Linked DNA regions of Homo sapiens: regions 2 and 3 are each linked to region 1. Evidence: chromatin loops called from intact Hi-C (ENCODE). Cell type or tissue: GM12878. All regions are shown on one strand. Links, peaks and the distances in the headings refer to the core of each region. The heading gives the core; the rest is flanking DNA. Region 1 has its middle 41 kb from the start of MIR492. Region 2 overlaps TMCC3 (transmembrane and coiled-coil domain family 3). Region 3 has its middle 16 kb from the start of MIR5700.

Region 1 (10,870 bases), core at 1,424-9,423:
CATCTGGACTGTAGTTAAATTCCATTTGTCATTCAAAACTTAGTTCCAATGTAACCAAAATGGAACTGATGAGAGAACCAAGGTCAAGACTGGGATGGCGATTTTGGAAATGGAAAGGGAGACAGTGTCTATATCTACTGCCAAAGCTGGAAAGATATAGCCTTTATAACTATATAATCATAGTTTGTCATCAGTGTCTTTTCCAGTATGGTGTAAATTTTTTTTTTTTTTTTTTTTTTTTGACAGAGTCTCATTCTCTTGCCCAGACTGGAGTGCAGTGGCATGATCTTGGCTCAATGCAACCTCCACCTCCTGGGTTCAAGCGATATTCATGCCTCAGCCTCCTGAGCAGCTGGGATTACAGGCACCCGCCACCACGCCCAGCTAATTTTTGTATTTTTAGTAGAGATGGATTTTAACCAAGTTGGTCAGGCTGGCCTCAAACCCCTGACCTCGGGTGATCCACCCGCCTCAGCCTCCCAAATTGCTGGTATTATGCCACTGTGCCTGGCCGGCGTAGTGGGTTTTAAACCCAGACTACCTGGACTCAGGACTTAGCTCTGCCACTTGTTATCTGTATGATTTTGGGGGCGACATTATGTAATCTTTACGTGCCTGTTTCGTTATGAGAATTAATAAATGTATGTAAAGCTTTCACTAGTTATATGTTCAAAAATGTTACTTAATGTTTTTTATTAAAAGGCACCATCACGGACAGCAATAATGGTTCCATACCACCCAGAACGAATACCTGATAACCTGGGAGCTGTCCATGGTGCTAAAATAGCGCTCCCCATCATAGGACAATGTCCCCACTGTTTGTCATATTTTTAGCCCTATATAGGGTAAATCCCTTGTTACATCTTCCCAGCTTTGGCAGTGGATGTAGAAATTGATTTTCTCTTTCCATTTCCACAATCACCATCCTAATCTTGACCTTGGTTCCTTCACCAGTTCCATTTTGTGTGACTGAGGTTAGCCTCCTAACTTATCTTCCTACGTCTAGACCATTTAATCACATTCTCATCCTCCAAATCCTTCTTAATATGAAGTCATATCCCTACTTACTAACTCAAGGGAATTTCAAAGGAGTATTTTATTTTATTTTTGAGATGGGGACTCGCTCTATCACTCAGGCTTGAGTGCAGTGGCGTGATCTCGGCTCACTGCAGTCTCAACCTCCCCGAGCTCGGGTGACCCTCCTGTTTCAGCCTCCTGAGTAGCTGGAACTACAGGTGCGTGTCACCACACCTGGCTTATTTTTGTATTTTTTATAGAGATGGAGTTCACTATGTTTCCCAGGCCGGTCTTGAACTCTCGGGCTCAATCAAAGGAGTAGAAACAATGCAAATGGCAACATGAGGTAAGGTTAAATGATAATATATCACTGAGATGTGCATATTGAGCAGCCAATAAAGGTAATTATTAAGGCTATGTAAAATATAGGAAACATTAACCAAGGGAAAACAGCAGACTATAATATGGTTTAAACATCACTAATTCGTTTATTAAACACGTACCAAGCACACCTATTTTGGGGTAGGCCATGGAGATGTAAGAATTAAGACAGTCCCTTCTTTAAAGGAGTTCAGAGTCTAGTAGGAGAGATAGCTGTGTAAATAGATTGCAGATGGACATGCATTTGGACGAAGACTAAAAAGGAGCATGGAATTAAATATATAAGTAGCACTAGGGGTGCAAGTCCGGGTGAATTTTGTCTTTTTAAATATCCACTAAGGGCTGAACTCTGGCACAGAGCTTTAGAAGAAAGAAGAAACTAAATTCCTATGATAAAGGCGACACACAGCTCTAGGTAAGTTCTTTCCCACTCTACCCTGCATCTTCAGGCCACAAAAAGAAGAAGAAGAAAAAAAAGATCAATAGAATGTCAAGCCCCTAAATTGTGGTTCAGAGAAGTTGAACAGGCCTTGTCAAGGGCAAGAAAAGAAATAGCATAGCAACCACGCAGACCTCCTACAGCAAAATAAAGGACCCAGAATATCCTTAAGTGACTGTGATATTGGAATAAAAAATAAAAATTAAAAAGTCACACATCCCAGGGTTCCCTAAGAATGGTTTATTGACTCACCACCTCTACTTTGTGGCTCATTCCACTGTACCCTTTGAAGAATATTCTTGCTGGGCATGGTGGCTCATGCCGTAATCTCAGCACTTTGGGAGGGCTAGGTTGGGGGATCACTTGAGGCTAGGAGTTTGAGACCAACCTGTGCAACATAGCAAGACCCCATCTCTACAAAACGAACAAAAAGAATTGTAGAGATGGGTGTGGGAGCATGCACCTGTAGTCCCAGCTACTTGAGAGGCTGAAAAAAGAATATTCTTCACTCTTCCCATTCAAATCTTATATTTTTTCAAGCTAAGAACTCATCTCCTTTAAGAATTCTTTCTTAACTAATGTCACTTTATTCTAGTATAAATACTTGAAAGTCAGTTTTAGTGGATATAAAATTCTTGGCTCACGTTTTCACCACTTTGAAGAAATTCCGGAGAGAGAAGTCTGTGTGATACATTAACATCCACCTATCACTGGTCAATCTCTTGGGTTCTGGAGTCAGATTTGGGCCAGAAGTGTGTCACTAATTAAACATGCAGCCTTTGGCAAGGTGTTTCATCTCGATAAATCTTAGTTTCATAGTCTATCATATGGAGAAGATACTAACAACAATCCTGCAGAGTTTTGTGAGGATGAAACAGATTGATACATGGCTTTTCACAGTGCCTGGAACATATAAAGTACTCAATGCATGTAGCTGTGATACATGTTTCCTTGAAATTTTTCTTGGTCTTTCTCAGGGAAATATGGATTGATTTAATCAATAATGTATACCGCCCCATAGTAGGTATTTAATAGATGCCTTATGAAGGATTCATATTTAGGAACATGGTAAAGGAAAACAACATTTAATTACTAATGGTTTTCTAAATGGAGGATGACAGACTGGTAAGAAATTATGCCAGTTGATAACATTTCTTATCTACGAAAAGAAGAAATTATTCTCTTTTACTATTTATGTAAAATTGTAAACTAGTTCCTTTTTGTTCAATTTTATAACAAATGCCTATCTACCTTAATAGGTAATGAAAGAAGTAAGCTTGACCTCCTGATGCCAGTATACTTCCTACTGTACTAAGATGAAGACCTATGAATCCAGCCTGCAGATCAAGAGGGCTGAATAGGCCAGGTGTGGTGGCTCACACTTGTAATCCCAGCACTTTGGGAGGCCGAGGCAGGTGGATCATCTGAGGTCAGGAGTTTGAGACCAGCCTAGACAACATGGTGAAACATCGTCTCTACTAAAAATTCAAAAATCAGCTGGGAGTGGTGGTGGGTGCCGGTAATCCCAGCTACTCGGGAGGTTGAGGCAGGAGAATCGCTTGAACCTGGGACGCGGAAGTTGCAGTGAGCCGAGATGGTGCCTATGCACTCCAGCCTGAGTGACAAGAGTGAAACACTGTCTCAAAAAAAAAAAAAAAAAAAAAAAAATTAAGGCTGAATAACAGTGTTTGTGACTGGTGGAGAAGTTAAACAATTAAGAAAAAAGGGGAAAATATAGTGTTCTTAAACATTAGATGGTTTTCAAGGAATCAAATAATATGGCTGAGTTTAGAAGGCTAATGGAGATATGATAATATGAAACAGATAGACAACTCTATCATTAAAATATTTTGAAGATTCTTTAAACATATGAAAGAAACAAAGACCTTTCCCCCTCCCCCTGGAATAAAAAAGGGGGAAATCTGATTCAATCTAGTTTTACTTTTAAATTGATTCTTCAGGGTAGTTAATGAGAGCATTGGAAACATGAGGATTTCCATAGATGGCCAGTGTGACCGTGTTCCATTAGCAACTGACGTGTTGTTATTTATTTGGTACAGTTGAATAACATTCTTGGTTTCTGAAGGGAATTTAAAAATGATTCAGGCTAACTAATACTTCAAGATCATCCTAACAACTACTTAACTGAAACTGACTCCCCTCCCCCACACCAGGAGTCTTATTCAAGTTTAGTAAGAAATGAACATTAGGACGGGCTCGGTGGCTCACGTCTGTAATTCCAACACTTTGGGAGGCCGAGGTAGGTGGATCACCTGACGTTGGAAGTTCAAGACCAGCCTGGCCAATATGGTAAAATCCTGCCTCTACTAAAAATATAAAAAATTAGCTGGGTGTGGTGGTGGGTGCCTGTAGTCCCAGCTACTTGGGAGACTGAAGTGGGAGAATTGCTCAAACCCAGGAGGCAGAAGTAGCAGTGAGCCGAGATCGCGCCACTGCACTCCAGACTGGGCACGACAGAGCAAGACTCCGTCTCAAAGAAAAGAAAAAAAAAAAAAGAACATTAAATTGATTAGATATCACATTTGCAAAGCAAAGAGTATTAATTAGAAGGAGCAGGAAGAGGTAATGTTGTAGAAAGCAGCACAAGTAGTGTTAAAACAAGGCGCTGTGGTGAGATCACACAAACCAATGAAGTGGCTAACACTGTATCTCCAGGTTAAGATTTCTTACAATGCTGAGCAAGAATACTGATACTCTAATACTCACATAGTAATACTCTAAATCTTGAACTTTACTTCTGGCTAGGCCTTTAATGCATCTATTTAGTCCAAGTTGTCATTTTACTGATGAGGAAGCTAAGGCTCTGAGATGTCAAGTGACTAATCTATGACAAAAGCTCACGTTTTTACTTCCAGGAACACCTTTACACAGTTGCACCTTTTCTATGAAGCAGAGGAGGGCAGTATTGCATGGGCATTAAGTGAGAGGGTCCTCGTGTCAGACTGCCTGAGTTGAAATCCAGGCTGTGCCACTAACAAGCTGTATGATCTCGGGCAAATGACCTGCCCTCTCTGAGCTCGAGTATCTCCCTCTAAAAAAACCATAATATCCCAGTACGTACTTCATAGAGTTGTGTGGATTGAAATGATAAGACAGGTATGGCTCAGAAGTACACTTACTAACATTGTTATTTTCCCAAAGAAAGGCAAAAACATAAAAGCTCAATCAGAAGAGATTATATATCCAGGGAGGAAAAAACCCACTGCATACAGATCATAAGATAAAGTAAAAAAGGGACATAGCAAGTGTCATTAATTGTCGTTTCTTACATTTCCCCCTCACACATCAGTCACTCCTCCCCCTATCTGTGCTGATAGGCACCAAAGAGAAATCCAGACAAAATGTTTTTATTCATTAGATCATTAAGGTACTTCGTGTAATATTACGGTCTCTATAGTGCTGCTGACAATCAATGTTAGAAAATTATAAAGGTATTTCTTTGGCAGTGGTGATCTGCCAGAATAACTGGCATAAAGGCAATGCCAAAGCTGAAACACTCATGAGAAGTGTTTACCCGGCACAAGCCTTTGCATTCCCACTGCTGTCTGCCTGCATACCTGTCACAGCCGCTTTGGAAACACAAGCGTCCTTGGATGCTTTTCAAAGGATCCTCTGACAAACAAGAGATATTTTTTTCTACACAAAATTCAGGCTGCCTTGAGTTCCGTGCTATTTGATTTACTTTGTTCAGCAGTCGAAGCAGAATAAAATCAGATTTCTTCCTGGAAGACCTTCCCACATCATTCCATCCTGTTCTTGCGGATTTAGATCCTGCATTCTGAGCTCAAGGGTGTGCAGCGTTTTCATGATCTGGGGAATACATTTTTCCCCCTTCTCATTTTTTTCCCGCAGAAGCATTAGCATTTGGGGATGGGCTCCCGTGTTGTTTGGAAAAGTTGGGGTGGAGGTCGATTGTGAAGAGAAAGCTGTGCACACAGGGGACTGCTAGGAAAACCCGTGGGTTTCGCTGGAATGGGGATGCTGACCTCTTCCCCTGCCGAGCTCCTTCACCTGAATGAGACCAGACGGTCTCTGTTCCACGGTGTTTCCTCCAGCCCCGGGTGGATCTGCTGTTTACCGCTCTTAACTCTCTTCCCACCCCTCCTCGGAAAGCTTTATGAATGCTCAGGACTTTCAAAAAACAATCGCAGAATCTAAAGAATGGTAAAGGGCCGACGCACTGGCTCACACCTCTCATCCCAGCACTTTGGGAGGCCGAGGCTGGAGGGTCGCTTGAGGCCAGGAGTTCGAGACCAGCCTGGGCAAAATGGCGAGACACCAGTCTCTACAAAAGAATAAAAATACAAAAATTAGCCGGGCGTAGTGGAGCACTCGCCTGTGGTCCCAGCTACTGGGAAGGCTGAGGCGGGAGGATCGCTTGAGCCTGGGAGAATCGCAAGGCTGCAGTGAGCCGAAATCGCGCCCCTGCGCTCAGCCTGGGGGACAGAGCGAGACCCTGTCTGAAAAATTAAAAAGAAAACGAAGAGTAGGAACGGACATTAGCGGGCCACCTTCCCATCCCATGGGGAGAATTTTAAGGTGGTACTTTTAAGGCGGGTGAGAATTGCCATCTGCGCTCTCCGCCAATCCACTCTTGCTCCGCAAACTTGGGGTCCCTGTAGGGTGGGCCCAGCTTTCACCCCAAAGCTTCTCCAGCTCAGTTCTGGGGGCCGCGGGGCAGGCATCGGAGACTCGCTCCGCTCCTGGTGGGGCCAGAACTCGAGGAAGAGGAGAGGGGCGAAGCGGCCCGAGGAGGCGGGGACGCTGCGACGGCGGCAGAAAGGCCCCGGGGCCCCGGAGCTCCGCGAGCTCAGTGCGCCCTTGGCCGGCTCCGCGCCTCCGCCGCAGCCCGGGAGAGCCCCGGGGACCCCGCGGCCAGCGCTACCCCGCCCCGCCCCCGCCGGCTTGGCGGCCGCGGCGCAGGCGTGTGCAGGAGGGGGCAGCGCGGAGCTCCCGGCCGGCCGAGCGTCGCCGCCGGCCCAGCCCTTCTCGCGCCCAAGTCGCCGAGCCCCGCCCGGACGGCCCAGACACCATGCGGAGGGTGAGTGCGCCGTCGCCCCGGGGTGCGGGGGCGGGGGCGTGCGCCGGGGTCCTCCCAGCGGGAATAGTGAGGGTGCGGCGGGGACGGACCTCGGCGGGGAGCGCGGTCGCCCCCGGGGGACTGAGGAGGGGAAGGGGCGCCGCGGGGACCCCGGGCCCGCACTCTTCGGGGCTGCGCTGGCACGTCGGAGCCCTGGGCCCGCGCTTGCGAGGTGGGCTGCGCCCGGCACTCCGCCCCACGCCTGCTGGCGAGCCCCTTCTCCGGCTCCCCTGACGCCCGCCTGGCTGCCAGAATTCTGCCCAAAGCCCCGGTCCTTCTTTGGGAGCCCGGGCAGCTCTGCTGGGCGTCGGTGGGGCTCCCTTGGCGCACACCCCAGAGACGGAGCCAGCCCCAGGTCCGGGCCAGGTGGGCGACAGGTCGAGGCCGGGGCTGGGGTTGGGGAGAGGAAGGATGCCTGCACTCCGGCATTTGGAAGGCGCGAGCCTCCTCCAGGCACGGCCCGCCGACGGCGCGCAGCTCCTGGCCTGGGGCGCCCTCGGGGGCTGCGGCTGCTGCTTTACCGGCAGGTGCCAGGGAGCCCGCGCTCACCCCCACCCTCCAGCCAAGGCTGCCTGTGGAAAAACGAAAAATAAACAGGCTCAGCTGCAGTGGCTCTTCCACCTCCAGGGACAGCTTGGGGGACTGGTGCTGCTTGTTGTTAGCCCCGGAGAGAGCGCAGGCCCTAGTGCAGCTCGTTCTTACTTGTCTGGGGAAGTTAATTGACACGAAGATGCTGGCGACTTTGTAAGTTACCAGACCCGTTTGTATTTTAACTTTGGAAATGGAAGGTGCTTTAATCAAATACAGGATCTCAGCATTAATATGTGTGGAAAAGCAGTAGAGGAAACTTAAGGAAATCCTATTGGGTACCCTCCACATTGTCCCAGAACTCCTAAGGCCACCCTGAAGACAGTTTACGCGCCAAGGAAGGGGTGGAGGGGTATTTTCTGAAGAGACAAGGCTGAGAAGAAATGGAAGAAAACCAAACCAAAACAAAACAAAACAAAAAAAAAGAAGAAAACAAAAACGGAATAAGACTCTCCCACCAGAGTCCATGCATTTCTCTAGGTTGGAACTTGAGGTTGGCTTGTTGTAAGGTACGTAGGCGCCTATTGCTTTGGTCATCTGAGTGGCCCTTTCAGAGATTTCCGCCTCTCAGCGGCTGGGCTGCTCCCAAGGGAACTCGGGCCCCTTTTGGCTGGTGGTACCAGAATTAAGTGTTCTGTGTGTGTGTGTTGAAGGGGGTGTCTTTGGAGGGAGTATAGAGCAAATGTGAATTGGCCCCAGCTGCCCCTGGAAAGTCTCTCAATGAGCTGACACGGAAATTTACCTGGCTTATACTTTTGGAGCTAGTCCAGACCTGCTCAGGTGTTTCTGGGGAGAACAGGATTCCAGCCAGGCTGGCCAGCTAGTTTGGCATGCAGCAGAAATGGAAACTGGCCGTGGTGAGGTTACTTGTTTGAACTCCAAATTCAGGGGTCAGCAACCTCCTTTTACTCTCAGTGCCTCAGGGTAATTAAAGAAAAGAGCCTGGATGGGATCCGTAGAAATGCGTGTTAGAGGGAGAATCACGATTTGGAGATGGAGGGCATTGACCAGAGTATCTTAACATGTGATCTGCCTACTACCTGCCTTAGGATGAAAGAGGTGGATGCTTGCTGCAAATGCAGATTCCTAGGCTTTGTTTCAAACCTAATGAGTTAGAATCTCTGAAACTGGAGCTTGGCAATCTGCATTTTAAATACTCAGCCCCCACCTCCATAAGACGTGTATTAAGCACCTACTATGTGCAGGCGCTGTTCTGAGCTCTAGGAATACTGTGAGGAACATGACATACAAAAGCCTTGTTCTCTTGGAGGCCGCATTCAAACTGAGAAATCAGATAATAAAGTAGTAAACAAAGGTACAAATAATGTAGTTTCAGATAGTGATGAGTGCTATGAGGAAAATAGAGCAGGATTTGTGCCCAGGTTTGCTGGACTCCAAAGCCCTGGCTCTTGACATTACACTCTGTTGCCTACAAACTTTTTGTTTCTGCCCCAGACCCTGTCTGGTTCTGGAGAAGCATATAATTTGGCAGTTTGGCAGATGCATGTGGCAGCCCTTCAACTGTGGCAGATCAGTAACTGCAGAGAGAGAGTGTGCAGACACACTATTATAATCAAAAGTAATTACTTTCCTTTGGTGTCCTTGAATGAAAGAGAAGGTGTGTAGGGAATGTACAGAGTAGGAGCACAGAAGATGCCCAGTATTTGGGTTGCTCTGAAGAGAGAAGCTGTGGTCTGAATGTTTGTTGTCCCCGCAGTTCATATGTTGAAATCCTAACCCTCAAGGTGATGGTATTAAGAGGTGGGTCTTTGGGAGGTGATCAGGTTACAAGGGCAGAACCTTATAAAGGAGGCCTCAGAGAGCTTCCTTGTCCCTTCCATGATGTGAGAAGACACTATCTCTGAACCAGAACTTGGGCCCTCACCAGACGCTGAATCTGCTGGGGCTGTGATCTTGGACTTTCCAGCCTCCTGAACTGTGAGAAATGCATTTTTGTTGTTTATAAGTCACCCAGTCTATGGGATTTGATTGTAGCAGCCCAAATGGACTCTGACAAACGGCTAATGTTGTGCATACCATGCTGTCCAGGGCTTTGAACACCAGAGAACCCCATGGTTGGGTCTTCTTTCACGTCTTCACATGGCTCCTTCCTATTTCCTTCATTATTTTTGAATCCAAAATGAACTCTTTCCATGCAAGCCAGGAGTTACAGAGGATTGGTTGCTTTAAAAAATTATTTGTGTTAGAAAAAGTTAGAAAGCAGTTGTGGGAGAATAATTATAATGGTAGCTACTTTTTTTTTTTTTTTTTTTTTTTTTGAGGCAGAGTTTTGCTCTGTCACCCAGGTGGCAGGACGGTGGCACCATCACGGCTCACTGCAGCCTCTACTTCCTGGGCTTAAGCGATCCTCCTGCCTCATTTTTTAATTTCCTGTAGAGACGAGATCTCACTATGTTGTCCAGGCTGGTAGCTACTATTTATTGATTATTTTCTTTGTGCCACGCATCTACTGGCTTCCTTCATTTTCATAACAACCTTTTAAGTTAAAAATTAATAGGTGATACATTTACATAGTATAAAATTTAAAAGCTATCAAAAGCTTACAATGAAAATAAGCCTTCCTATTCTGTTGCCCAGACAGCTAGTTCCCTTTCCTAGAAGCAATTGCTGTTAACTCATCTCTTCTGTCCCTCTAGAAATAATCTATGCATATATAAGCAGTTATATATTCATGCTTTTCATTTTTAAAAGCACAAATGGTAGCATATAAGTATACTCTTCTTCACCACGCATTTTTCTCTCATACAAGATTGGTATTTATAGATTTATGAAGTTCTCTTTATATATATATATATATATATATATATATTTTTTTTTTTTTTTGAGACAGAGTCTTGCTCTGTTTCCCAGGCTGAAGTGCAGTGGCGCAATCCTACCTCACTGCAGCCCCAACTTTCTGTGCTCAAGTGATCCTTCCACCTCTGCCTGTGGAGTAGCTGGTACTACAGGCACGTGCCATCACACCCGGCTAATTTTTTTTATTCGTAGAGATAGGGGTCTCACTCTGTTGCCCAGATTGGTCTTGAACTCTCCTTAGCTCAAGGAATCCTCCCATATCGGCCTCTCCAAGTGCTAGGATTACAGGTGTGGTGCCACTGCGCCCAGCCCCAAGTTCTCTTTATAGCTGTAAATGTGAATATGCAGGCATAACTCGAAGATGTTGCAGGTTTGATTCCAGACCATCCCAATAAAGTGAATATCTAAATAAAGTGAATCAAACAATTTTTTAGTTTCATAGTGCATATAAAAGTTATGTTCATACTACACTGTAGTCTATTAGTATGCAATTGCATTGTTTAAAAAAGCACACTGTATATATTTTA
Region 2 (10,870 bases), core at 984-8,983, 270 kb after region 1:
GTCACTTTACCTCTGTTTATATATAAAGTTTGATTCCTTTGAAGGATGTGTCCCTTAATAAACATACCCTTGCCTCTGATTAGATATTATTGAACTCTTTGAGTCAATCCTATAATATGAAGTATATATTCACTGATTGTTCACTACATGTTTATCCAGGAAGAAAAGCAATCAAGCAAAGTGTTTCTCTGACACAGAGATTGTGGTACTTATGGTATATTTACAATGGCCTTATTAAAACATCAGTCATAACATTGAAAGCAATGAATGACATCAGAGTCATTAAAGTATAGAAATCAAATAAATTTTAGTTCATCAAGTTCAGGGTGATATCCTGAGTTGAATGAGAGACTTCATAATGTTCTCAGTTCATGAACAGATGGTCCCCTAACATTTCGAAATGCTGATTAAGGTAGGTGGACTGAGTCAGATTAATCAAGGGTACCACATTGTAAATACTGTTATGTAGTTAGCAATCCTTGGCATCTAATTAAGTTCACCTTCTTTCAGGCTGGGCACGGTGGCTCATGCCTGTAATCCCAGCACTTTGGGAGGCTGAGGTGGGAAGATCACTTGAGGTCAGCAGTTCAAGACCAGCCTGGCCAACATGGTGAAACCCCATCTGTTGCGGGAAGTCAGGGACCCCGAATGGAGAGACCGCCTGGAACCATGGGCAGAACATAAATTGTGAAGATTTCATGGACATTTATAAGTTCCCAAAATTAATACTTTTATAATTTCTTATGCCTGTCTTTACTGCAATCTCTGAACATAAATTGTGAGGGTTTCATGGACATTTATCACTTCTGTAATAATACTCTTGTAATTTCTTATGCCTGTCTTTAATCTCTTAATCCCGTTATCTTCATAAGCTGAGAATGTATGTCACCTCAGGACCACTATTGTACAATAGATTGTAAAACGTGTGTTTGAACAATATGAAATCAGTGCACCTTGACAAAGAACAGAATAACAGTGATTTTCAGGGAATAAGGGAAGATAACCATAAGTTCTGACTGCCTGCGGGGTCAGGCAGAATAGAGCCATAGTTTTCTTCTTGCAGAGAGCCTATAAATGGATGTGCAAGTAAGAGGGTATCGCTGAATTATTTTCCCAGCAAGGAATACCGTGCGGAAGGAATGCATTCCTGGGGGGAGGTCTGTAAACGGCCACTCTGGGAGTGTCTGTCTTATGCAATTTAGATAAGGACTGAAATACACCTTGGTCTCCTGCAGTACCCTCAGGCTTACTAGGATTGGGAAATTCCAGCCTGGTAAATTTTGGTCAGACCAATTCTCTGCTCTCACCTGTTTCCTGTTAAGATGTTTATCAAGACAGTACGTGCACAGCAGGACATAGACCCTCATCAGTAATTCTAATTTTGCCTTTGTCTTGTGATCTTTATTGCCCTTTGAAGCATGTGATCTTTGTGACCTACGCCCTGTTCGTACACCCCCTCCCCTTTTAAAATCCCTAATAAAAACTTGCTGGTTTTGCAGCTCGGGGTCATCACGGTCCTACCAATATGTGATGTCACCCCCAGAGGCCCAGCTGTAAAATTCCTCTCTTTGTACTCTTTCTCTTTATTTCTCAGACCGGCTGACACTTAGGGAAAATAGAACCTACTTTGAAATATTGGGGCTGGTTCCCCCGATACCCATCTCTACTAAAAATACAAAAATTAGCCAGGCATGGTGGTGTACACCTGTAGTCCCACATACTCAGGAGGCTGAGACAGGAGAATCACTTGAACCTGGGAGGCAGAGGTTACAGTGAGCTGAGATCACCCCACTGCACTCCAGCCTGGGTGACAGAGCGAGATTGTCTCAAAAAAAAAAAAAAAAGAATAAGAAAAAAGTTCACCTCCTTTCCCAAGGCAAAAAGAAGCCCCATGGTTCTTAGGGAACTTGGCATGAGTAAAGCCTCTTGGGCATTTTACCCTTTGAGCATAAAATTCATGTTTCCAAATGATACTTCTGCACACAGGCAGTAGTTCCATAATAGGCTAAGAGCAGGTGTCCCTGAGTGAGAGTTCTCACAGTCTTGTTGCATTGTTAAAGGCTCTAGGTCAGGTACAGACCCATGGTTTGGTTGATTGCAATTCCCAGTAAAGAGAAAAAAAGCGTCTAGCATTGACGCTTTCAAGACTGCCTTCTATCCACCCCCCTACACACATACTTGTTTTTTTGTTTGTTTGTTTGTTTTCTGTTACTAATCTCATTTGGATTTTTTTTTTCCACATATAATTTTAGTCATAGTTAGTACCTGGTTTGACGGAGTAGATTGGTGTAACCGTGGTACTTTCCTGCATTCAGGAGAATCTGGGATGTCTTCCGTAAGTATGGCTTAGAGTGAGGGGAATGTGATTTGCCGTGTACATTGAGGGATTTCTCTTTTCAGTCCATAAATAAAAGACAGAAGGCATTGCACTCTTCAGGAAAGTCATCTTTAAGTCCTGCCATTTTGTTCATCGTAGGTGAAAACTTTGCTCTTCTTTATCTAGCCCCCGATGGAAAGTACCAAGGCTGTGATAATAATTGGAGTTTGAATAGTATTGAGCCTGTAGAAGAGAGATGAGTGGAGATGGAATAAATTATGAATTGTGTATTTATGAGGCAAAATGCCTGATTTTCCATATGTGATGGACAGTGTTCTTTTAGGTAAGAACTCAGCTATCCTTAGCTTCAAATGATGCTTAAAAAAAGGAAAAGTCCAAATTACATGATCCCAGCATCCCAGATAGACGCTTACTTAATGTTGGTATGCAACAAGTGTATACGCATGTCATGACCAATTACACAGATTCATGAATGAACCATTCTTATGTGACCTGAACTAAATCCAAAATCCCTCTGTGTAGTATAGTCACAGTGCTGTATTTTTAAAAAATTAATAAGAACCTAAACAGTATCTGTATTTAAGATAAGCCTCCTTTTCTTTTTGATATTCCAAATTCTCTATGTCTCCGTATTTTATTTTCATGATTATAAAAACACCACCTGCTTTAAAATTCCTGGCTTCCCCTTGTCTGCATGGTCAGGTGTCTAGCCTAGCATGGTTTGCAGAGCCTGTTGCAGGTTGTCGGTGTTCTTCTGAGCCTTGTGCCGCCTCCCTTTAGGAATGCTTGCCATGCACCTCTTTTTCACCCCAGCCCTCAATCATGCCTTGATTTAGAATGACCCATTTAGCCATTCTCAATTTTAGACACTCCAACTTTTAGTTTCCTAAATACATATTCTAGTTTTTCCTTCTGCAGATACAATGTGCTCCTTGCTAGGCTCTCAGCAGATTTTTGAGCTGCCTCTAAGTCAATTATCACCTTCTCAGAAGCTTCTCATTGAAGCCCCCTGCTTATTTCCTCCCCTTGGTTCCTATAGTACTTATTACTTCTTTTTTTTTTTTTTTTTTTTTGAGATGAAGTCTCACTCTGTCACTTAGGCTGAAGTGCAATGGCACAATCATGGCCCACTGCAGACTTGACCTCTTAGGCTCAAGAAATCCTCCCACCTCAGCCTCTCAAGTAGCTGGGACCACAGACACTACCACACGCAGCATTTTTTTTTTTTTTTTTTGGTAGAGATGGGGTCTCACTATTGTGCCCTAGCTGGTCTCAAACTGCTGGGTTCAAGTAATCCTCCTGCCTCGGTCCCCAGAGTGCTGGGATTACAGGAGTGAGCCACTGTGCCTGGCCTTGTTACATTTTTTAATTCTGTACGCCTCCCTGCCCCAAGAGTGACCTCTTAGGGCAGAGCTTATCATATTTCTCTGACTCCAGTTCTTTCAGCACAGGACTTAGTTCACAAAAGATGCCCAGAAAAACATTTTCAAGTAGCAATTCTGTATTTTAGGGGGCTTGGTTTGCAACCTAAATTAATCAGTTCCATTAGCTATCATAAAAACAATTTGGTCTAAGTAAGCAAGCCCTAATTGTACTTTGTGTGCTTTTAGTTAAATTCAGCCTCATTGAGAAACATTGGCTTTCTAAATGACTATTATGTAATAAAACAAGGCATTAGCAATCTGGATCAACATGGTATTAGGATTTTGCTGCATTTTGCAGAATTCTAAATTGCATATTTTTATGTCTAAATCTGATGTATTCAGTTAAACCACAGATATTAATGCCTTGCTAGTAGTACACGTGTGGATTTCTGCTCTTTTTCATTGGCTCTTTAGTATTCTAAAAACAAATATTTATGAGACAGTGTCATGAAAGTTTGGGAAACTTTAAAAATGTTAAAGAGCTGACAAAATGCATTACAGGTTGACATGCTAATGAAATTTAAGTGGTTTTTTTTCTTGCTAGAATTGAGCAATACTGTATGTTAACATTTATTCATTGTGCATTTGTAATGTTACAGGTACTATAAAGATAATAGTTTTGACAGCTCCTGCATTTTTGTTATCTAAGTTTTTTTGCATCTTATTACTTTTTTGAGGTTTCACTTACAGTAAAGTGTATACATCTTAAATGTACAGTTGGATAATTTTTACCTATGTGTATGTCCTGAGTGACTGCCACCTGGATCAATGTTGTTAGCACCCCAGTGCTCCCTGGTGCCACCTACTGGTGAATCATTCTCCGTACCCCTACTTCCCCGCAAAGGGTAACCACTCTTCTCACCTCCGCAGCACGCTAATCATACACCATCACATTTTTGTGTGTGGCTTCTTTCATTAAGTATTACACACGTGAGATTTGTCTGGGTTGTGTGTTGAACAATTTTTCATTCCTTTTGTTGCATATGGTTTTTAACGACTTGTTGCTTATTAAATTTTATTTTGGTAAATAAGATTCATTATAAAGGGATGGCTCATGCCCATAATACCAGCATTTTGGGAGACCAAGGCAGGCAGATCACATGAGGCCAGGAGTTCAAGACCACCCTGGCCAAGATGGCAAAACCCCGTCTGTACTAAAATACAAGATGGCAAAACCCCATCTCTACTAAAAATAAAAAAATTAGCCAGGCGTGGTGGTGCACGTCTGTAATCCCAGGTACTCGGGAAGCTGAGGCATGAGAATTGTTTGAGCCTGGGAGGCAGAGGTTGCGGTGAACCGAGATTGCGCCACTGCACTCCAGCCTGGGTGACAGAGCAAGACTCTGTCTCAAAAAAATAAAAAATAAGATTCATTATAAAGAGTAATACTCAGTTTGTGTCAGTTGGTCTGTGCTAATAATTTTATGAACAAGGCTATTGGCATTTTGCGTGCAGGATGCCAGCCTTACAGACCTAATAGTAACAGAACTGCTGCATATGAGAGCTGCAAGGCCCTTAGAGTTTGCAGAGTTCAGCCACCTTGCTTCTTTACGAGGACCTAAGGTTAATTGGATCCCAGGTCCCCCGAGTGATCTAGTTCAGTTGTCTTCTTGAGGTCACTGTTGCTGTGTCACAATTCAAACTTGATTATGTGGATGTCCATAGTCAACAGGAAAACAATCTTGGAAATTTAGAAATCCACCTGGGCATGATGGTGCACTCCTGTAGCCTCGGTTACTTGGGATGCTGAGGAAGATCACTGGAGCCCCGGAGTTGGAAGCCAGCCTGGGCAACAGAGCAAGACCTTGTCTCTAAAAGAAATTAAAAGAAAGAAGAAAATCTAGAAATCTCTAATTAGCAAGACTTGGAGTTTCAGTTATCTACAAGTTTCATTCACTCATCTAGAATACTTCCCTTAGTGTCAATTAAATGAGATGTTACTGACCGTTCATGGAACTTCGTCTTTTATTAAAACCTATTCTTAAAGGAAAAGGAAGGGGAAAATGTAACCAGTGCACATGTTTGCTATGGTACTTTCAGCTTTAGCGCACTGTCTTAAACTTTTGATGTTCCTAGATTTAGTTATTTTAAAGCCCTGTGAAAACCACAAGGATTGTTCTCAGTATGCGAGGTCTTAGGGTAAGTTCTGAGTCTGTGATCTCTGCAACTAAAAAACCAATCCCTAATCTTATACCTTTCTGCTAAGGTCGTAATGATTCACAGAAGTTTTGTAGAAAGGATTTTGAAGGAGAGATTAGTAGACTCAGCAATGGAACATTAAATCCTTTATAGGCCAGGAAGTAACCACAGAACGTTCTTCAGAATGTTAGAGCCTTCCTTAAGTATGATTAACAAACACAGGGACAAGTGGCTTGTCTTTTTTCTAATTATAACACACTGTTTTTCAAACAGGATTATGGTCATGAAATAAATTTGATGAGTAACAACTATCACTTTATATTCTTATATGGAAAAGCAGAAGGAACATCACAGCAAATACTCATCTACCTTACCCAGATTCAACAATTTAAAATGTTCTTATTTTCTTTGTTTGTGTTTGTAACCTGTTAAAAGTAAGTGATATACAGACACCAGGTCCCTTTCTTTTTTCTTCTCTTTTTTTTTTTTTTTTTTTTTTTTTTTTGAGACCAGGTCTCACTCTGTCACCCAGGCTGGAGTGCAGTGGCATAATCTTGGTTCACTGCAACCTCTGCCTCCCGGGTTCAAGCAATTCTCCTGTCTCAACCTCCCCAATTAGCTGGCATTACAGGTGTGCACCACCATGCTCAGCCAATTTTTTAGTAGAGATAGGGTTGGCCAGGCTGGTCTCAAACTCCTGACCTCATGTGATCCACCCACCTCGCCCCCCCACAATGTTGGGATTACAGGAATGAGTCACTGCGCCCAGCCTTCTTTTTTGTTTTTTGAGACACAGCCTCACTCTGTTGCCCAGGCTGGAGTGTAGTGAGTGTAATGGCATGATCTCGGGTCACTGCAATCTCCGCCTCCCAGGTTCAAGTGATTCTCATGCCTCAGCAATCCCCTGAGTAGCTGGGATTACAGGCATCTACCATCATGCCCAGCTAATTTTTGTATTTTTGGTAGAGATGGGCTTTCACCATGTTGGCCAGCCTGGTCTCGAAAGCCTGGCCTCAAGTGATCTGCCCGCCTCAGCCTCCCAAAGTGTTGGGATTACAGTCATGAGCCACCGCGCCCGGCCAGGGCACTTTGTTTCTAATATGTATCTGCAAACAAGGACTTTTTCTACATAATAAAATTAACAAAGGTAATTATAATTTCTAATATCCAGTTGTCCAGAAAATTAGGTAGCTGTAAATACAGTTACATTGTGTGTAGTAAAGATAAGTAGTATTTTACAAAACTTTTGTTTTAATTAGGTGTGTGCATGTATATGTGCACATACATAAGTATGTATATATTGGTAAACATGTATTTCTTTCTTGGATGTCTCATTCAGAATTTGTAATATACTGGGTTATGACATAGAGAAATTGGGTTCGTATATAGGTATTTGCTGCTCAGTGATACTGCGCGTTCTGTGCTGAGTGTTGTATGGTACCTGAGAAAGTGAATGCTTTCAGTAACTAGTAAAAAACCCAGCAAAGATGATAAAACAAAGAGGAACCCACCTAACAGTATATATAAGAGCCAAAATGGATCAGGAAGGAGAAGAAGTCCTTTGGAAAGGCCTCATGGAAGAGATCTTGAAGGAATGGTAGGATTTGGATATGACAGAGGCCTTGAGATGCTGTGTCCGGAAGGGAATGGTGTAAGTGTTGAGGTGAAACAGAAAGTCCAGAAATATGTTCATGTACCACAGTGCTGAGATCCACTTGGTGGATGGTGAAGGAAGGAGGAAGACATTGGAAGTTGAATAGGAAAAATTACTCAGGGCTTAAGTACCAGCAAGGGGAGGAATCCAATCTCTTTATTAAAGGAAGAATCGTTGAACATCTTAAGCAGTGTTTTAGTGTGATGGAAGTGGGAGTTTAGAAGATCAGTGTAATGACTTCCTATAGACTAGATGGAAGGAATAGAACACTGAAAACAAGGAAACCCAGTTAAACTGTTGCCCTTGCTATAGGTGAGATAGGAAATGAGGATGTGGATTAAGATAGATGGCCCTGAGGATAGCAAGGAAGGGTCAATCTGGAGAGAAACCACCAAGCCAAAAAAAAAAAAAAAAAAAAACCAGAATTTGGTGACAGTTTTAAAGAAGAGATGAAGGAGAGAGAACATCAATAAAATAATTATGCTGTTTACCCCTAAGGTCATGGAATTAAGTATAACCCAGTCCCCAAACCCCCAACATAATATCTGTAAAAACAAGCTTCCAAGCATAATTCATATTCATTCATTTTCTCTCTCTCCCTCTCTCTCTCTTCCCCCACCACCACTCCTTTTTTTAGAGATGGGGTCTTGCTGTGTTACCCAGGCTGGCCTCCAACTCTTGGGCTCAAACGATCCTCCTGGCTCAGCTTCCTGCGTAGCTGGGGCTACAGGCACATGCCACTGTGCCTGGTCATGCCATAATACTCTCAAAAAGTAGGCTAAGGAGGTTTTATAGAGGAAGTAGCAAGTTATAATCATTAGATATGTCTTTCTAATACGATTTTCTCTTGTTTTGCTTAAAGACTTGGAGGTGGAAAACGTTAGACATCTGTCTTTAGGGTCTTACTTCAGAGTCCTAGTTTTACTGAAAATAGCAATATAGAAAACTCATGACAATTATAAAAGCATTAAGAGCTGGCTGTTGAGAATGTAAAGTTTAGTTATTTTACATAAAGTACCTTTATACAAGTCAAATTAAATACTAGGTAAGACTCTGTAAAGCAGTATCTTAGGCTTGTGTGTGTGTGTGGGCGGGGGGGGGGGTATCTTTTAAAAATTATCTTTCCTGTTCAGGTTCATTGAAACTTGATTCTTAAGGGACCTTCTGGTATGAATTTGAGACCCTGTTCTCCACTTTCCACCCTCCTTTCTGCTGCAAGATGCATAGATAAGCAGCAGTTTGTGTACACACAAATACTCCGTGCATGTGGGGGCGGCGGGGACAATGATTGGCTTCTGTTGAAAGAGCTTAATGATGGTGACAGCAGCATCACTGTTCTTGGCTCTGGAGTCTTCTGAAGAACCCACCTATCTGGGGTATGTTAGGTTTAATAAACCATGGCCAACACTTATAGCACTTACTCTGTACAAGACCCTATCATGAATTCCTGTAATCCTCACAGTCACACTGTGAACTAGTAGATACTGCTGTCCTCATTTTACAGATGAGAAAATCAAAGCATAGAGAAAGTAACTTGCCCAAGACGAGGCAATTCACATGGCAGTGCTGAACCTAGGCAGTCTGGCTCTGAAATCTGTGCCTTTAACCACTAACTTATGCTACCACCCTGGAAGCAAACCTTTATTTAGGATACATGGCTCTGGAATCAGAGCTTTCCCATGAGGTCTGAGCTACCTGGTTGCTGCGAGTGTTTTGAGTGGGTCCTGGAAGTCTGTTGCCTGTGTTTTGGAGATACAGCCAACCCAAATACAGACTTAGGTTCTAAGAAGGGTCATGATACAGTGTTTATCTTTAAAATCACAGCCCACCATTTGTTTTATTTCTTTGTCGTTTCTTTTATCCCAGATCACAAAACAGTATGATCTTAGAGGAGGACTGTTCTCTGCCTGAAACACGAATCTTTGGAGCCTTTAAACGTCTGTGGCTGTGGGAGAAGAAAGCCTCCTCTTATTGACGGCAGAGCATTTAATGACTGTAGAACCTGCTGGAGCTTTAGCCAAAGAGGGAGTTTATGTATAAGCTGGCCTTGAGGATCTTTGGTAGTGGGTAAAACAGAAGTAACCCACATTTTTTTATTATGCAAGGTATCTTGGGATTTAAGGTCATTTCTTCTCCTACTTATGAATGCCAAAATTGAGAACTTATGAATGCCAAATTGAGAACATCTCCAGTAATTGCCTCGTGGCACCAAGGAGTCTGAAGGAGTCTGTTTTTGTTCTTCTGTTTCTCTATCATACATATTTTTCACATTTGCATATTTAATGGTAGCACAATGATTTGAGTAAACTAAGTAGATTTGAGGGGCTTTAGGGGTTAAAGGAAACAGGTATATGTATGATAAATGGTTTGGCGTACACAGAAAGAGCTCAAGAAAAGGTAGGATATTCCTGGAGCCAGGTGCACTTGGGCTGGAATCACATGGCTCTGCCACTTATTAGCTTTGAGTCCTAGTAAGTCACTTTTCTGAGAAGATGGGAGTTTTAATTCTAATATCAGATTCTTGAAAGGAAAAATAAAATAAGGTACCGGAAACATTTAGGAAATTATTTGATGCTGATAAGTCTTTAGTAACTGGTGGCTTCTCTTTTCTGATAAACTTGAATGATCCTGGCAAGATTCTGTCCTCTCTTGAGCCATTCTTCTTGAGGCCTGCTTGTGTCCTTTAAACAAGTCGTTGCCTTCTTGGACTTTGGAGGGTAAAAGAATTCCTTCATTTCTGTGTTCATGTTCTATCAAATTGTGATTTCCTAAGTGACAAGAAACTACATTTCAGAACCTTCCTGGTGCATTAGAGAAATTATTTTATTTTTATTATTTATTTATTTATTTTTTGAGACAGAGCCTCTCTCTGTTGTCCAGGCTGGAGTGCAATGGCGCGATCTTGGCTCACTGCAACCTCCGCCTCCCAGGTTCAAGCGATTCTCCTGCCTCAGCCCCACTGAGTAGCTGGGATTATAGACATGCACCACCATTCCTGGCTAGTTTTTGTATTTTTAGTAGAGATGGAGTTTTGCCATATTGGACCAGGCTGGTCTCGAACTCCTGACCTCAGGTGATCCACCTGCCTCAGCCTCCCAGAGTGCTGGGATTACAGGCGTGAGCTGCTGCACCTGGCCTGAGAAATTATTTAAGACTGCTTCCTTAAGCCATCACAAATAATGGATTGAGTCAGAACATATGGGTGTGTCCAAAGGAGGAGGCACCTGAGTTGTCTGCCACAATTACAACGGTCCCTACAGGGAAAAGGTCCCTTAGGGAGGAAAGGATCATACCTGCATATTCTGTACGTGGGAG
Region 3 (10,870 bases), core at 1,733-9,732, 330 kb after region 1:
GGCCTCCGTCTATCAGTAATGTCTCCCCTCCTGGCCACAAGATGGCTGCCCTGGATCCAGGCATCACATCCTCACACAGAAAAACATGCTAGACAGGCTCTCCTTCCCTTTTACAGAGAGGAAAATCTCTTCTAGAAGTGCCCCCGAAAGACCAACTTTATGACTCTTGAGCCAGAACTTGGTCACATGTCCATCCCTCCAGCACATTTCCTGAACGTCTCCACTTCCTTACTGCCTAAGTTTCCTCAAACCACTGTAAACTAGAATCAGTACCTCCCTCCCAAGAATTGCATCCAATGAGGTCATCGACCACCTAATTGCCAAAACCAGTGCATGCATTTCACAGCCTGGCCTTACTTGGTTTCTAGATTGGTCAACACTGGAGACCTCTTCCTGTTCTTTGAAGCTTAATCCCTTAGGGTGTTTTCTCTCCAGGTCTCCGTGTACCTCTCCACCACTCTTCAGGGTTCTGTGGCTCCCCGTCCTTCCTACACACCCTCTGTGGACCCAGCTGCCGCCTGTGTGGCAAATACTACTACAGTTACATAGCTAGTAGCATCTACCTCTTTTATAAGCAGTGGATCTATATTTTAAATTTCTTATATAATATTGGTTCAGGATGTTCCTAGAGAACCTCAAACGAAAACACCAAGGTCATTGTTTTTTCCCTTACACCAAGTCTGCTCTTTCTGTACTCTTTATTTCCATTAAAAGGCACCACCACCACCCAAGCTAGAAACCTCAGAACCATCTTCCTTGTCATTACCACCATCAACCCATGTCAATTCTACCTTCTAAATACATCTCAAAATCATCATCTCTCCATCTCAACCGCAGCTGCACTAGTTCTGGTCCAGTTCTTCCCAGGACAGTTCTAACAGCCTTTTTTTTTTCTTTTACAACTTACAAAACATAATTTTATTTAAACTTGTATAGATAAAAATCTACCAAAATTTAAACAAAAACTTTATCCAAATCCTTTCCCACAACAAAATTGGACATCATGGAAAAAAAAAACATTCAGATAAGGTTCCCATCTTTCTACCATCAACTGGTAGATCCTGGGAGGATGAGGTGTAAGAGATAAACGAGGAGAGAAGATACTGATACCCAACACAATTTGATCTTCAGTGTTGTCTCATCTTGAAATGACTTAATAACAGAGATTTCCATAAGAATCAGGATTCATTTTTGACCCAAAAATGGAAGCTTCCACTCCAAAGTCACAAATAAGGTTTCTGGTTTTATTTTTAGTGTGAGGTAAACAGTATATTCAATATTAAACCAAATGGTAAAAACACATGGATGGTATATTAATGCAGACCTTCCATTATTAAGTATATTTTGGAACACTCATGGATTTTTCAAACATATGTTGGAATTAGAAACCTGTAAAATCTGCTGCAGTGTGTAATAGCTATTTGTTTGAATGTCTTGGCAGTGCCTTTTTAGTAGCTAATGTTCAGTGTAATCTTGTGCCTTTTTAGTAATTAATATATTAAATATAATCTTGTCTGAGTTTTTAAATGGTCTGTTCTTCTTTTTCATTATGTAGGATTAGATGCCCACCAAAATTCTTGTAAATGAAGCAGGACCCGATTTCAAATTCTGTCTATACACACAATATTTGGTCACATAGACCGCTCCCCAAAGTCTGCAAAACACTGCCTACTGGGCAGGCTTACAGTGACAGAAAAGTATGAGAATACGAGATATTATTTTTATAAAGACTAAAATCAGATTTAGGCTGTCTAGATAGCTTATTCCAGAAAACACAGATTTAAGATTTTTCAGTGATTCTTGCCTTCACCCCCCCTTTTCCTCCCCAACGAGATAACCATTTCTTTCACAATGATGAACCATCCCTTTTTATGGAAAAATGGCTTTGTTTCTCCATCGGATCAGGACAAAGACATCACTTCTTGGCCACACTGGCCACAGCCTTCTTGGCTGCATCCTCCAGGTCAACGGCTGAAGTAATGGGGAGTCTGCTGTTGAGTATTTCCTGGGCCTCTTGGACGTTGGTTCCTTCAAGCCAAACCACAAGGGGCACCTTGAGTTCTAGCTCCTGGCAGGCTTTGGTGATCCCATTGGCAATGATGGCACAGTTGACGATACCACCAAAAATATTGACAAGGATGGCTTCAACCTTAGGATCAGCTGTGGGCAATGTGAATGCTTGATATACTTGAGCTTCCTTTACACCACCTCCAAGATCCAAGAAGCTGGCTGGCTTCCTACCATTAAGGAAAATGATATCACAAGTAGCCATGGCGAGCCCAGCACCATTCACAAAGCAGGCAATGTTCCCATCTAGTCCTATGTATTTTAGATCATATTTGGCAGCTTCATTTTCAATGGGCTCATTCTCTGATTTGTCGTCCATAGCAAATATGTCTTTTTGTTGGAATTCTGCATTGTCATCAAAGTTTATCTTGGCATCAAAACAGACAACTTGTCCTTCTGGAGTTTCACCAAAGGGATTCACTTCCACCTGAGTAGCATCAATTTTCAGGAAGAGATTATACAGCTTCGTAATTTGATCTGCAGCCTGGCTTTTCAAAGGCCCAACGAAGCCTAGATTTTCTGCCATCCGCTGAGCTTGGCTGTCCTTTATTCCTTCAAAAATGTCAATTTGCTCCTTAAAAATGAGCTCTGGGTTTGAAGCAGCCACCTCTTCAATGTCGATGCCCTCCTGGGGGCTGCCCACCAGCATGGGGCCATTGCAGGACTGGTCCATCAGAATTGCCAGGTAGGTTTCTCTGGAAATGTCCAAGGCTTCAGCAACCATCACCTTGTTAACTTTCACACCTTCTTTTGGAGTTTGTTTTGTCGCTAGATTGTACCCAATCATCTGTTTAGCCAGCTGTCCCACAACATTAGGGTCTTTTGTTAAATGAACACCTCTTTTCAAACCACTATTGAAGACACCTTTTCCTCTTCCTCCAGCTAAGATCTGGGCTTTTAAAACAATTTCTTTTGCATTTAGTCTCTTAGCGGCCTCAAGAGCTTCATTCGCAGTGTCTGCTACAAAGAATCTTTGAACTGTCACTCTGTTATCAGACATCAGTTTCTTGCTCTGGCATTCCTGCAGGCTCAGCCATCTTCTGGAGGTTAATTGAACTGCCCGGGACCTGGCCACCAGGAAGCGGGGCAGCAGCGCTAGGGCTTGCAGAAGCTTCCAGGCCTGCGCTGCCATGGGGGACGCTATCTTAAACAGGAAACCTAGCACTCTAACAGCCTTTTAACTACTGCCCCTTTCCCTTTTTTCCTGCCTTGTGTGAAGATGTGATGCGTGGAACCGTGGCAGCCATCTTGCAACCATGAAGTGATGAGAATGAGAACTAAAAGCCAAGCAGCTAAGGATGGCAGAAGAAAGCCGGACAGGAGCTGGGTCTCTGTGAGCCCCGTTGAGCAGTTGAGTCAATGCTGGGAATCATCTGTCTGGAGACTTCTTGTGATGTGAAGTCTTAAATGTCTTTCCTTATGCCTTTGATAATGGCCATTAGTTGCATCATAAGCCATTTGTAATTGACACAGGGAGTAGGAAGATGAAGGTAACAATGTGAGCAAACTTATCACATGTTGATGTGGCGCTCTTGAAGCAGCTATTTTAGTCTGAGAGGCAGTTTTTTTGTTTGTTTGCTTTTTTTTAGGTAGCTGGGGGGAAAGCCAAACTATTAAATATTTAGTTTTTAATTATTGTTACTAAGTAGTACATTCAGTAGTCATCAGGCCCACATCCCTTGTCCCTTGTTTGTCTTTTTCACTTAGGCCTGCTTTGAATTTTTAATATAAAACAGTGTTTCGAGCAATTTTGTGGAGAGTGTTTTCAAATGGTCACATCAGACATTCCCTGGGTCAAAATGGCCACAGCAAATAGGCCTCCGCCAAGTGTATGGCCTCACCTGGAGCAAAGGCACGGGAGGCAGGGATCTGTGGAGTAGGGTGAGGACACAGCAAGTTAAGATGGGGGCGGGGTCATGTGGAGTGGAACTCAGAGAGTTGGGGGTTGAGTGTAGAGTAGAATAGGGGCAAAATATGTGAAATGCAGGGCTTGGGAAAGGTGGGAGCCCTTCTTTCCCAAATGCAAATTGGGAGCACCCATTTCACTGGGATGTTCTTGGCCTCCATCCCATCCTGCCTATTTTGTGCACCTTCAGATGGCCTGCTCTCATCTCAGCCCCACCTGGGGGCCTGTGAGAAACGTGGTTGCCCCAGTGTCACACAGGAAGTATGGCTGTCTCTGCTGCTGAGGTCTAAAGTCCATCCTGGGGTGAAGATGTGGTCGTCTGGTTGGAATCAGGGACCAGGAGACTTGACTGGAAGTTTCTAGTGTCTGATGCTGGTTGCTTAGGGGAGTCACCAGACAGTCCCCATGATGCCACCTGCAGAGGAAGTAGAAAGATGAGATCCAGAGATCCAGAGCAGAGAGAGAGTGGAGGACCCAGCGGCCGATGGGGACAGTGCAGAGCATCCCCATCCATATTCAGACATGCAGATGGATTGGAGTACTTGACGATGATTGCATAGCATCCGGATTGGGAATGACGAATTCAGCCTCCACCACAAGTGCAAAGTCCCTGGGACCAGCTGTCCAGAGTCACCCAGTTCTTAATCACTAGACCTCTGGAGATAATGGTCCCCATCCTCACACTTCACCCTTCCCCAGACTGCCCCAAATGTAGCTCTTCTGATGACAGTATTCTCCAGGCTTTATGAAGTTTTACTAATTGTGGCTGGTTAGTTATTTCTGAAGAAATTGTTTCTAGTCCCGGTGTTGAAGGATAGCACTTGAGCAAACAGACAAAACACTTAATAAACATTCCAAGGCCATTGGCCTTTGGAGAAAGCTTGTCTTTTGGTCATATCACTTCTTCTAATGTGGCTTTTTTCCCCCTCAGAGAAGGGTGTTAGAGGACAGGGCATTTTCCCTCTAGACATTGTCAGCGGGACAGTTCCATGAGTGTATTGGCGGTTCCTGGTCATGTGCTGTGATCACCAAGGTTCAGCCATTTTTGTGTCTGGGGAACCGGCAGGTTCCTTCGGTATAACGCTCCCCATTGCTGAGGTTATAGCAACCTCTAGGGGTTGCCACGGGTTACTGTGCTGGCTACAGTGTCTTGGATCCCTTTAAAGTTGGAGTTCTCAGGGTTTCCTACAGGTGTTCCAGGGGAGCACGGAGGGTCTGATGGCTGGACTTTAGCGTCGCCTCCATCTGCTGCCCATGGTCTGCAACTTAGGGTGTCAGCTTGCCTAGACCCACCTAAGAATCACCCCCACTCTAACTGCACACACGCAACATACACACGTGCGCACACAGCCCCTGCTCTGAAGGGGGTGTGCATTTGCCTCACTCCTCTTGTTGAAGCCCCCCGAGTTCCCCTAGTTCTTCCCTATGTCCCCAACCTCCTCATTCGCTGAACACAAACAAGTGTGTTTGTGTTCACATGTGGCCCTGGAGAGCTGTTGCCAAGCGGCATTTACCATTTTCCTGAATCTCTTAGCAGGGGCGTTCCAGGCTCTAGTTTTTATGATTTATCTCAAAATCCAATCCAATCTCGTCACCCTCTGCTTACAGCCTGTGGCAATTTCCCATTTCCCCTTCTTGTGGCCTATAAGGCCCCTTTCCCGTCTCCCTGCCCTCTTCACCCTCGTCTCTCCTGACACACCATCCCCACCTGCTAGTCAGAATGAATTTCTTTTTGTACTTCAAAAGCTCTCTTCTTATTCTTGAAATGTTACAATTAATCCCATGTGGCCACAGCTCTGTGTACAGCATGGCAGTGTCTAATAATTAGTTATGAGTGTGTGGGTATCATCCAGTATTCAGCAGGGCAACTGTGATTTGCCCACTGCAAAGCTCCAAGTACCCACTTTGAAAGATACCAAAGAAGGTTAAGACACAGTTCCTACTTCCAGGGAATTTTACCTTCTAGTTGGGTAAGACATGAACACATGAAATGACTAGAAAACAAGGAAGTGTTAAAACAGAGGTTGCAAACTGGTGGACTATGAGCTGAAGCTAGGCCTTAAAAAATGTGTCTTGTTTCAAAATAACAATCTTAGCCAGCTCAGTTGTCATTTTCCAATTTTTAAAATTCTGGTAAAATACATATAACATTAAATTTACTATTTCAACCATTTTTAAGTGTGAAATTCAGTGGCACTAAGTACATTCATATTGGTGTGCAGCCATCCCCACCGTCTACCTCCAGAACTTTTTTCATAATTTTTTTTTTTTTTTAAGATGGAGTCTCACTCTGTCACCCAGGCTGGAGTGCAGTGGCGCGATCTCGGCTCACTGCAACCTCCGCCTCCCAGGTTCAAGCGATTCTCCTGTCTCAGCCTCCCAAGTAGCTGGGACTACAGGCACCTGCCACTGTGCCCAGATAATTTTTTGTATTTTTAGTGGACATGAGGTTTCACCATGTTGGCCAGGCTGGTCTCAAACTCCTGACCTCAGGTGATCTACCCACCTCGGCCTCCCAAAGTGCTGGGATTACAGGCGTGAGCCACTGCACCCAGCCTAGAACTTTTTTCATCTTGCGAATCTGAAACTTTGTACCCATTAATCACTAATTCCCCATTCTTGCCCCCCACCCACTTCCTGGCAACCACCATTTCACTGTCTCTGTGGTTTTGACTAAGTATTGCAGCTCATACGAATGGAATCGAACAGTAATTTATCCTTCTATTACTGACTTATTTCATTTAGCAGAATGTCCTGAGGATTCATCTGTGTTGCATATATCAGCATTTCCCTCCTCGTAAGGCTAAATAATATTCCATCATGTGATATATATATATGTGTGTCACATTTTGCTTATCTATTCATTTGTCAATGGACACTTGGGTTGCATCCGCATTTTAGCTCTCATGAATAATGCTGCTATGAATATGGGTGTACAAATATATCTTCAAGACTCTGCTTTCAGTTCTTTTGAGTATATACCCAGAAGTGGAATTGCTGGATCATATGCTAATTCTATTTTTAAATGTTTGAGGAACTGCCATACTGTTTTCTACAGCAGCTGCACCGTTTTCCATTCCCACCAACAGCGCTCCAATTTCTCTACATCCTCACCAACACTTATTTTCTATTTTGTTTTTGTTTGGTTTTGTTTTTTACTAGTAGCCGTTGTAATGGATGTGAGGTGGCCAACACAGTTAATTTTTAAAAAATTAGTTATCAATGTCTTAAAATCAAATTTCACTTTAAAAATGTATATTTTCAGTTTTTTTGAAAAATTGGAAAACTCTGGCTGGTCTGGCCTGTCCTTGTCCCTGGTAACAGTTGGCTAGAGCTAAGTAGCAACTGCCCCTTGGCACAGGGCAGGGCCTGCAATTTCCAGCTCAGCTCGCACCTCTCCTGTAGGTTCCTTAACACAAAAAATAAAAGCAGGTGCCTCTCACCCCAGCACTGCCACTTTTCCCCACTGAACGGTCAGGAAGAGAGGATTTTCCTTGTATTCATCCTTGATAAAATGTGGCAAAACTAAAAGCAGACAGGGAGATAGGGAGTGAATGTCATTTTTGTGATAGTGTATACTGATTATGTTTAATTGGTAGATTAGTCCATTCTCACACTGCTGTAAAGAAATACCTGAGACTGGGTAATTTATTTTTATTTTAAAAAGAGGTTTAACTGGATCATGGTTCTGCAGGCTGTACAGGAAGCATGACGGCATCAGCTCCTGGGAGGCCTCAGGGAACTTACAATCATGGCAGAAGATGAAGGGGGCGGAGTGAGGCATCTCATGGTGGGAGAAGGAGCAAGAGAGAGAGGTGGGTAAGTGCTAGCCAGTTCTCATGTAACTGGTTACACAACCAGTAAATAACCTGTTGAGAATAACCAATTCTCATGAGAACTCTATCACGAGAACAGCACCCAAGGGTTGGTACTAAACCCTTCGTGAAGGATCCACCCCTATAATCCAATCACCTCCCACCAGGCCCCACCTCCAACTCTGGGGATTACAATTGAACATGAGGTTTGGGTAGGGACACGGATCCAAACCATATCAATTGGCAAATACAGTTTCTTATAGTCAAGCACTTCACTCATGTTAGTTCTTCCTGGCCCCTATAGGCATTTGAGTTTGTGATCCTTGGGTTAAACTCTTGGCCACTAGGTATTCTGAGACAATGGCTGCTCTGGGAGCAGGCTGATCAAAGGCAGTTTGAGAAAGGAGGCAGATTTTCACCTCTGCCTTGAAGGATCATGTATTAGTTTGCTAGGGTTGCCATAAGGAACACCACAGACTAGCTGGCTTAAACAACAGAAATTGATTTTCTCACAATTCTGCAGGTTAGAAGTTTGAGATCAGTGTCGGCAGGTTGATTTCTTTGGAGGGCTCTCTCCTTGGCTTGTTGGGGGCCACCTTCTTGCTGTGGCCTCACATGGTCTTCGCCTGTACCTGTCTGCATCCTAATCTCCTGTTCTTACAAGGATACCAGTCATATTGAATTAGGGCTCACCTCTATGACCTCATTTTACCTTAATCACCTCTTTAAAGACTCTATCTCCAAACAGTATCATATTCCCAAGTACTGGAGGTTAGGACTTCAACATGTGAATTTTGGAAGGACACAATTCAGCCCATAACAGATAGATAGGACCAGGAAGGAGGAGAGAGAAGGTACAGTGGGCATGCATTTTGCTATCTTCTTAGCACCTGTATCCATTTCTTGTTGCTATTATAACAAATTGCCACAAATGTATTGGTTTTAACAACACAAATTCATTTTTTTCCAGTTCTGGAAGTTCTAAAATGAAGCACTGGCAGAGCTACAATCCTTCTGGAGGCTGCAGGAGGGATCTAGCGCTTTGCCTTTTCCAGTTTATAGAGGCTGCCCATGTTCCTTGGCTCATGGCCCCACATGATCTGACCTTCACATTCATCTTTATGTCTCCTCTGTCTCTGACTTTCTTCTGTCTTTTTGTTTTTTGAACAGAGACAGGGTCTCACCCTGTCATCCAGGCTGGAGTACAGTGGTGTGATTATAACCTACTGCAGCCTGGAACTGCTGGGCTCCAGCGATCCTCTTGCCTTGGCCTCCCAAAGCTCTGGGACTATAGGTGCACATCACCACGCCTGGCCTCCTGCCTCTTTTTTGTCAGGATCCTTGTGATTATATTAAGCCCACCCAGATAATCCAGGATCATCTGCCCATTTCAAGATTTTTTTTTTTTTTTTGAGACGGAGTTTCCCTCTTGTTACCCAGGCTGGAGTACAATGGCGTGATTTTGGCTCACTGTAACCTCCACTTCCTGGGTTCAAGTGATTCTCCTGCCTCAGCTTTCTGAGTAGCTGGGATTACAGGTGTGTAATTAGCCTGTAGGCACAAAATTACCCACCATGCCTGGCTAATTTTATATTTTTAGAAGAGATGGAGTTTCTCCACATTGGTCAGGTTGGTCTCAAGCTCCCAACCTCAGGTGATCTGCCTGCCTCAGCCTTCCAAAGTGCTGGGATTACAAGCATGAGCCAACACGCCCAGCCTCAAGATTCTTAATCAAGTTTGCAAAATCCCAGGGATTAGGACATGGACATCTTGGGCAGGGACAGGGAAGGGATTGTTCTTTTGACCACAGCACATCTTCCTTCTTCCCCACTCCAACCTTGAAGACCTAGTGGGCGCTGTCCCTCAGAGCCCCCCATGAGAGTGTTCACATGGCCCACACTGGCCAATGTGGCCCTTGGAGGGGTTTCCCTGGAGTGGCAAAGCAGTGCGATTTGAGTCAGGGACTGGCAGAGGTCCAGCCTCCTGTAAGGTTGAAGTTTTCATCTGCATTTGTGGAGATGGAAACTGAGGTGTAGCAAGAAGGAAATAGTTCTGGTGGCATTTTTATCATCGGTTCCAATTGTTCCCAAAGCCAGCAGTTTAGGGGTCAGTATATCCTCCAGTTGTTTTGGTTCAGTTGGGTTTCTGTCCCTGCAGATCAAAATCATCTTGACATATACAGCAGCTATTTTGAATGAAGCCTAGACAGTACGGGAGTGCGGAGACAGCAGAAGCAGAGATGAGTTATCTTGAACCTAATGAAGCTTGAGCTTCAGGGCTACTACCTTATGTGAGTCCCTCTAAGGCCCTAGATGGGAGTCGTGTTCATACACTTTGCAGAATTTTTAGAAGATATATTAGTTGCAATTATTAGGACCACAACTAGCCAGGTACAGTGGTGTGTACCTGTGGTCCCAGCTACTCAGGAGGCTGAGGTGGGAGGAATGCTTGAGCCCAGGAGTTTGAGAACAGCCTGGGCAACATAGTGATACCCCATTCCCCAAATATAAAATACAATAAAATAAAACAAAATATTAAGACCACATCAGCCTCCTTCCATTTCAATAGAGGGGACTCTATTAAATCTTCCCCATACCTAGCCCTGAAGTGAACATGTGCATTTAAAAAAACAGCTATGAAGAAATCAAGTCGAGGACATGTTTAATTTGTGTTAAATAGGATATATTTATAGTCATTTTGTTAAGTTTGCTAGTTGGTGGGGTATAGATATGGTTTTTAGAAAAGCTCTTTCTCGGCTGGACGCAGTGGCTCACGCCTGTAATCCCAGTGCTTTGGGAGGCCAAGACAGGTGGATTACCTGAGGTCAGGAGTTCGAGACCAGCCTGGCCAACATGGTGAAACCCCATCTCTACTAAAAATACAAAAAATGAGCCGGGTGTGGTGACAGGCACCTGTAATCCCAGGTACTCGGGAGGCTGAGGCAGGAGAATTGCTTGAACCCAGGAGGTGGAGGTTGTAGTGAAATGAGATTGTGCCACTGCACTCCAGCCTGGGCGACGGAGTGAAACTCCGTCTCAAAAAAAGAGAGAAAAGCTCTGCTCTTTCTGCACTGACCCATCCA

The links. Hi-C counts contacts between places; a loop is a spot of excess contacts. Peaks named below come from ENCODE experiments on the same cell type or tissue, not always from the same donor. Only the 100,000 strongest peaks of a DNase experiment are listed, where the experiment ranks them.
Region 2: it touches region 1 in a loop (6-fold over the local background); 5 of 110 quality-filtered maps call a loop at or near these places.
Region 3: it touches region 1 in a loop (8-fold over the local background); 20 of 110 quality-filtered maps call a loop at or near these places.

What each region holds. Positions count from the first base shown.
Region 1 is chr12:94,869,669-94,880,538 of GRCh38, reverse strand. No RefSeq gene overlaps it. Among named protein-coding and RNA genes, the nearest start is that of MIR492, 41 kb to the right of the region's middle. RefSeq lists silencers at 6,505-6,604, 6,615-7,224, 7,285-7,404 and an enhancer at 9,519-9,588. In GM12878, for the core only: CTCF peaks have their summits at 4,751 and 6,812 (motif pointing right); DNase peaks (open chromatin) are centred at 4,758 and 9,275; H3K4me3 peaks cover 4,455 bases; H3K27ac peaks cover 4,019 bases.
Region 2 is chr12:94,597,345-94,608,214 of GRCh38, reverse strand. All of the region lies in intron 1 of TMCC3 (transmembrane and coiled-coil domain family 3), which reads left to right. Among named protein-coding and RNA genes, the nearest start is that of MIR7844, 31 kb to the right of the region's middle. In GM12878, for the core only: a CTCF peak has its summit at 4,550 (motif pointing left); no DNase peak of the experiment used is centred there.
Region 3 is chr12:94,540,582-94,551,451 of GRCh38, reverse strand. It overlaps the pseudogene SUCLG2P2. Among named protein-coding and RNA genes, the nearest start is that of MIR5700, 16 kb to the left of the region's middle. In GM12878, for the core only: a CTCF peak has its summit at 5,090; a DNase peak (open chromatin) is centred at 5,031.